Regions from separate parts of the Homo sapiens genome. Here region 2 is linked to region 1. Evidence: read pairs that join two places in POLR2A ChIA-PET (ENCODE). Cell type or tissue: OCI-LY7. All regions are shown on one strand. Each heading gives the region's core, and the rest is flanking DNA. Links, peaks and the distances in the headings are about the cores only. Region 1 has its middle 31 kb from the start of TAF4B. Region 2 overlaps TAF4B (TATA-box binding protein associated factor 4b).

Region 1 (2,923 bases), core at 294-2,793:
AACATGGCGAAACCCCGAGTGGGGTGGGGTTGGTTTTGGGATGAAACTGTTCCACCTCAGATCATCAGGCATTCGAGTCTCGTAAGGAGCCCACAATCCCTTGCATGTGCAGTTTACAGCAGGTTTCACACTCCGATGAGAATCTTTTTTTTTTTTTTGAGACGAGTCTCGCTGTGTCACCCAGGCTGGAGTGCAGTGGCGCAATCTCGCTCCCTGCAACCTCCGCCTCTCAGGTTCAAGTGATTCTCCTGCCATAGCCTCTCAAGCAGCTGGAACTACAGGCATGTGCTATCACGACCAGCTAATTTTTGTATTTTTAGTAGAGTCGGGGTTTCGCCATGTTGGCCAGGCTGGTCTTGAACTCCTGGCCTCAGGTGACCACCTGCCTCGGCCTCCCAAAGTGCTGGGATTACAGGCGTGAGCCACCGTGCCCGGCCTCCTATGAGAATTGTTACTGCCGCCACTGATCTCACAGGTGACAGAGCTCATGTGGTAATGCTCGCTCCCCCCACCCCCCTACTCACCTCCTCCTGTGCAGCCGGGTTCCTAACAGGCCACAAGCCAGTACTGATCCACGGCCCTGGGGTTGGGGACCCCCGATCTAAGGGATATGGTTGTAATTCCATCCCTTATTTTTTTACTTGACAAGTACTCATACAATACCACAGTCACTGCATGCCAGACACTGTTTAGATTACTTGCAAATATTAACATTTAATTATCTTAACAACTCTGAGACAAGTTTTATAATGTATGCCCATGGTGCTGATGCTTATAGTGCTTTGCCACCACAAGTGTCCATCAGAATGGAAACATTTCTCATTGCTCACCAATCTCTCCCTCACAAGGATGTATCATGAGAGGCAAGAGGTTTTTTTGAATCTCACTAGCTTTATTACTCCTGTGACTCAGTTCTTCTTAGTTATCAGAGTCTAATTGGTTTTAGCTCAACTGATTTATTCTACTTTGGAAATCATAGCATTATTTTGGTCAGGTTTCACTGATCCATACAAAACGATTTTCTATTTAATGTGAAGTTCTTTTGTTTGTTTGGTTTTTTGTTTGTTTGTTTTTAGATGAGGCCTCTGTCACCCAGGCTGGAGTAGTGATGCCACCTTGGCTCACTGCAACTTCTGCCTCCCAGGTTCAAGCAATCCTCCCACCTCAGGCTCCTGAGTAGCTGGGACTACAGCTGCTCGCCACCACACCCTGTTAATTTTTTGTATTTTTTAGCAGAGACAGGGTTTTACCATGTTGCACAGGCTGGACTCGAACTCCTGAAGTCAAGAGATACATACACCCAACTCGGCCTCCCAAAGTGCTGGGATTACAGGCATGAGCCACTGTGACCAGCCCTAATGTGAAGTTTGAACCAAAAAAAATTCAAACGTTATTGCTATTTAAAATGTTACTTTGGCTGGGCGTGGTGGCTCACGCCTATAATCCCAGCATTTTGGGAGGCCAAGGCGGGTGGATCACCTGATGTCAGGAGTTCGCAACCAGCCTGACAAACATGGTGAAACCCTGTCTCTACTAAAAATACAAAAAAAAAAATTAGCCTTGGCCGGGTGCAGTGGCTCATGCCTGTAATCCCAGCACTTTGGGAGGCCGAGGCGGGTGGATCACCTGAGGTCAGGAGTTCGAGACCAGCCTGACCAATATGGAGAAACCCCTTCTCTACTGTCTCTACTAAAAATACAAAATTAGCTGGGCGTAGTGGCACAAACCTGTAATCCCAGCTACTAGGGAGGGTGAGGCAGGAGAATCGCTTGAACCTGGGAGGCGGAGGTTGCAGTGAGCCAAGATCGTGCCATTGCACTCCAGCCTGGGCAACAAGAGTGAAACTCCGTCTCAAAAAAAAAAAAAAAAAAAAAAGCCAGACCTGGTGGCGCATGCCTGTAATCCCAGCTACTCAGGAGGCTGAGGCAGGAGAATCGCTTGAACCCAGGAGGCAGAGGTGGCAGTGAGCTGAGATTGCACCACTGCACTCCAGTCTGGGCAATGAGAGAAACTCCATCTCAAAAAAAAAAAAAAGTTACTTTTACTGGCCAGGCAAAGTGGCTCATGCCTATAATCCCAGCACTTTGAGAGGCCGAGGTGGGCGGATCGCTTGAGGTCAGGAGTTCAAGACCAGCCTGACCAACATGGCGAAACCTCATCTCTACTAAAAATACAAAAAAATCAGCCAGGCATGGTGGTGCACGCCTGTAGTCCCAGCTACTCAGGAAGCTGAGGCAGGAGAATTGCTTGAACACAGGAGGCGGAGGTTGCAATGAACCGAGATTGAGCCGCTGCACTACAGCCTGGGTGACAAAGTGAGACTCTGTCTCAAAAAAATAAAATAAAATAAGATAGGGTGCAGTGGCTCACACCTGTAATCCAGCACTTTGGGAGACTGAGACAGGTGGATCATCGGAGGTCAGGAGTTCAAGACCAGCCTGGCCAACATGGTGAAACCCCATCTCTACTAAAAATTCAAAAAATTAGCTGGGCACGGTGGCGGGTGCCTGTAATCCCAGCTACTCGGGAGGCTGAGGCAGGATAATTGCTTGAACCCGGGAGGCAGAGGTTGCAGTGAGCCAAGATTGTGCCACTGCACTCCAGCCTGGGCGACAGAGTGAGACTCTGTCTCAAAAATAAATTAATTAATTAAATGAAATGTTACTTTTATTTTATTGAGAGAAAAAAACCCCAATATTCAAGTGCTTTATGTTTTTTCTCTCTCATGTCACCACGGTGAGATGATCACAAATACTTGATTTTAGGAATTACCTAAACAACTTATCTTTCCAGCATTAGATTACGGTTAAGTGGGTAGACAGAAAAATCTGTCACTATAGGTATGGAAATGCTGGATAACATCTAACAAATATGCTTTTAAATGCATAGGTAAGGCCAGGTGCAGTGGCTCACACCTGTAATC
Region 2 (2,923 bases), core at 135-2,634, 100 kb after region 1:
AATCATCATGCCGATCAAGATACTGAACATATTCATCACCTTTATGCACCTTTGAAATCAATTACCCTTATCCCCTGCCTCTGGCAGCTACTGTTCTTACGTCCATCACGATAGATCATTTTTGTCTATTCTTGAACTTCACATAAATGGAGTTTTACGTTATTATGTACCCTTTTGCATCAGACTTTTTTACTCAACATGTTTTTTAGAGCATCTGTGTCATTTGGAATATTAGACGATGGTTCTTTTGCATTGCTGGGAAGCATTTTATTTTATGAAATTAAATTTGTTGATCTTTTTCACTATTGATGGACATTTGGGTGGTTTCCAGTTTTTCTGATGATTATATAATAAAGCTTCATGTACAGAATTTTGCATGAACATATGCTTTTGCTATCTAGAAATATGATTGATGAGTCATTAGGTAAGTGTGAATTTTGGTAGGGAAACTACCAAATTGTTTATCAAAATGACAGTATCATTTTGCATTTCTGTCATTGATGATGAGCGTTCTAGTTCCTGTCCAACTTTGTGAGCAATTGGTAATTCTCAGTTCTTTTGATATTTTAAAAATCCATTTTAATAGGTGTATAAGTGGTTATTATTGTGGTTTTAGTTTGCATTTTTCTAATGGCTAAAGATGCTGATCATCTATTTTTGTGCTTATTTGTTATTTATATATCTTTGGTGAAGTGTGTGTTCAAATTTTTGGCCCATTTTTGTTTCTTGCATTGGTTTCTTACGATCAAGTGTTTTTAAGAGTTTATATATGCATAAACAAATGTTATATTTGTATATATTTCTTATATATACAAATATATAAAATAAATTTTTATATAATTTCTCCCTTTTGCATTTTTATATGTACAAATATATAAACAAACATATAACATTTGTATATATATGTATCATACATATTTATTTATGAATATTTATATTAAAAATATGTATATATACAGAAATATAACATTTGTATATATAGAAATTATGCAGTTAAAGTGGGGGAAAGCAGAGAAAATAGAACATGTACACAATAGTTTTTACATAGGTAATAGATGGGAATTAAAGGATGACGATTAAGAAAAAGGGCAAGCCTGAAACGAGATCTTCTGGAACAAAGCATAGGAGAAAATCTTTGTAACCTTGGGTTACACACATTTCTTAGATAACACATGAAAAGAGTGATCTACAAGAGGAAAAATTAATGAACTGGAATTCAGAAAATTAAAAAACTTTTGCTCTGTGAAAAACACTGTCCAGGAAATGAATAAACATGCCACAAGGAAAATATTTCCAAATTGTTTATCTGGCAAACATTTGGATCTTAAATATATATAATATATATATTAAATATATATATTTTAACTGCATAATTTATATATATATTTCAATATAATATTTGTATAAAATTTGTACCTTAGTCTTCCTCATCCCCCCATGTACATTTTATTTGTAGGTCTACTTTTATATGCGTATATTAAAATGTTCACCATCGGTCTTTTTTTCTGTCGTGTTCTGTCATCTCTTGGTTGGATGAAGTTCATCTGCTGGTAAATTCCTCAGGAAAGGCTCACAGGTATAGAATTCCCTAAGTCATTGGTCCCTAACATTTTTGGCACCAGGGACTGATTTCTTGGAAGGCAATTTTTCCACAGACCAGGATTGAGGGGGAGGGGATAGTTTCCACTTCAGATAATCAGGCATTAGATTCTTATAAGGAGCACACAACCTAGATCTCTCATTTGTGCAGTTCACAGTAGGGTTTGTGCTCCTATGAGACTCTAATGCTACCACTGATCTGACAGGAGTTGGAGCTCAGGCAGTAATGCTCGCTTGCGCACCTCTCACCTCTTCCTGTGCAGTCCAGGTTCTAACAGGCTACGGACTGCTACCGGTACATGGCCTGGGGGCTGGGGACCCCTGTCCTAAGTTGTTGTATGTTAAAACTATTTTTCAGTGTCTTTTGATACTTGAAGGACAGCTTGGCTGGCTGTGAAATCAACACTTTTTGTATTACCTTTTTTTTAAATGTTGCCCCATTGTTGTCTTATTCTTATTTGATCTTTTTGTCTGAAGAACTTCAGGATTTTTTATTTTTGAAATCTCATAGTTTTGCCCTAGAATATGTTGTAAAGGTGGTGGTTCCTCAATTCCTATTTGGCCCTTTCAGTATGTAGATTCTGGTCTTTTGTAATTTTTGGAAAACGTTCTTGGAGTATAGTTTTAAATATTAGTTCTTGTTCACGATTTTGTGTGTGTGTGTGTGTGTGTGTTTCAGGGAGTGTAATAGTATGGATTTTAGTCCTTTTGCCTCTCTTTCATTCCCATTACTTTGTCTCTGACCCTTTTTTTACCCTTTATTTATGTCAGTTTTTCCCTTGTTTTTCCACCTTTCTTCAATGCCTCTTTTATTAGAGTTTTGTTTGTATCTATTTGCCGTGGGAAAACTGTTTGGTCCTTTTTTGTCTTGCAGCACTCTAAATTTTCCCCTTTTGCATTTTCTCCGCTTCCAAATGGTGCTTCTCCCTCTCCTTTTTGCCTTTTATTCCTTCCAAGAATCTGCACATTTCAGTCTGCCAATTTAAATTGCATGTAGTCATGCTTTGATTTATGGGAACACCTTTTTAGCATTTTCTGACTTGGGATGTATTTAGTCTTATGCCCACCACTGGCTCTGCCCTGTCTCTCTTTTCTGCAGTTTTTTTTCCATCTCTTTTTGCCTGTAGCAAGCCTTGAGGCATGGGGTGGGGTGGGGAGGGGTAGATGAGATTGAGAAGATGAAAAAGTTTGCATGGGATTTGTTTTTTTTTCCTTTATAGTTTGGAGTTTGGGTATTCTGGAAGACAGTAATCCAGGCAGTCATCATCATCTTTCAGTTTAATGACTCTTGACAAAAAGCTAAACCCATGTACCAAGTATCACT

What was found. ChIA-PET counts read pairs that join two places held together with the same protein. Peaks named below come from ENCODE experiments on the same cell type or tissue, not always from the same donor. Only the 100,000 strongest peaks of a DNase experiment are listed, where the experiment ranks them.
Region 2: POLR2A ChIA-PET joins it to region 1 with 6 read pairs; 3 of 35 experiments call an interaction of 5 or more read pairs at or near these places.

The regions. Positions count from the first base shown.
Region 1 is chr18:26,193,668-26,196,590 of GRCh38, forward strand. No RefSeq gene overlaps it. Among named protein-coding and RNA genes, the nearest start is that of TAF4B, 31 kb to the right of the region's middle. In OCI-LY7, for the core only: no CTCF peak of the experiment used is centred there; no DNase peak of the experiment used is centred there; H3K27ac peaks cover 779 bases.
Region 2 is chr18:26,293,739-26,296,661 of GRCh38, forward strand. The region is part of intron 9 of TAF4B (TATA-box binding protein associated factor 4b); the gene reads left to right. Among named protein-coding and RNA genes, the nearest start is that of TAF4B, 69 kb to the left of the region's middle. In OCI-LY7, for the core only: no CTCF peak of the experiment used is centred there; no DNase peak of the experiment used is centred there.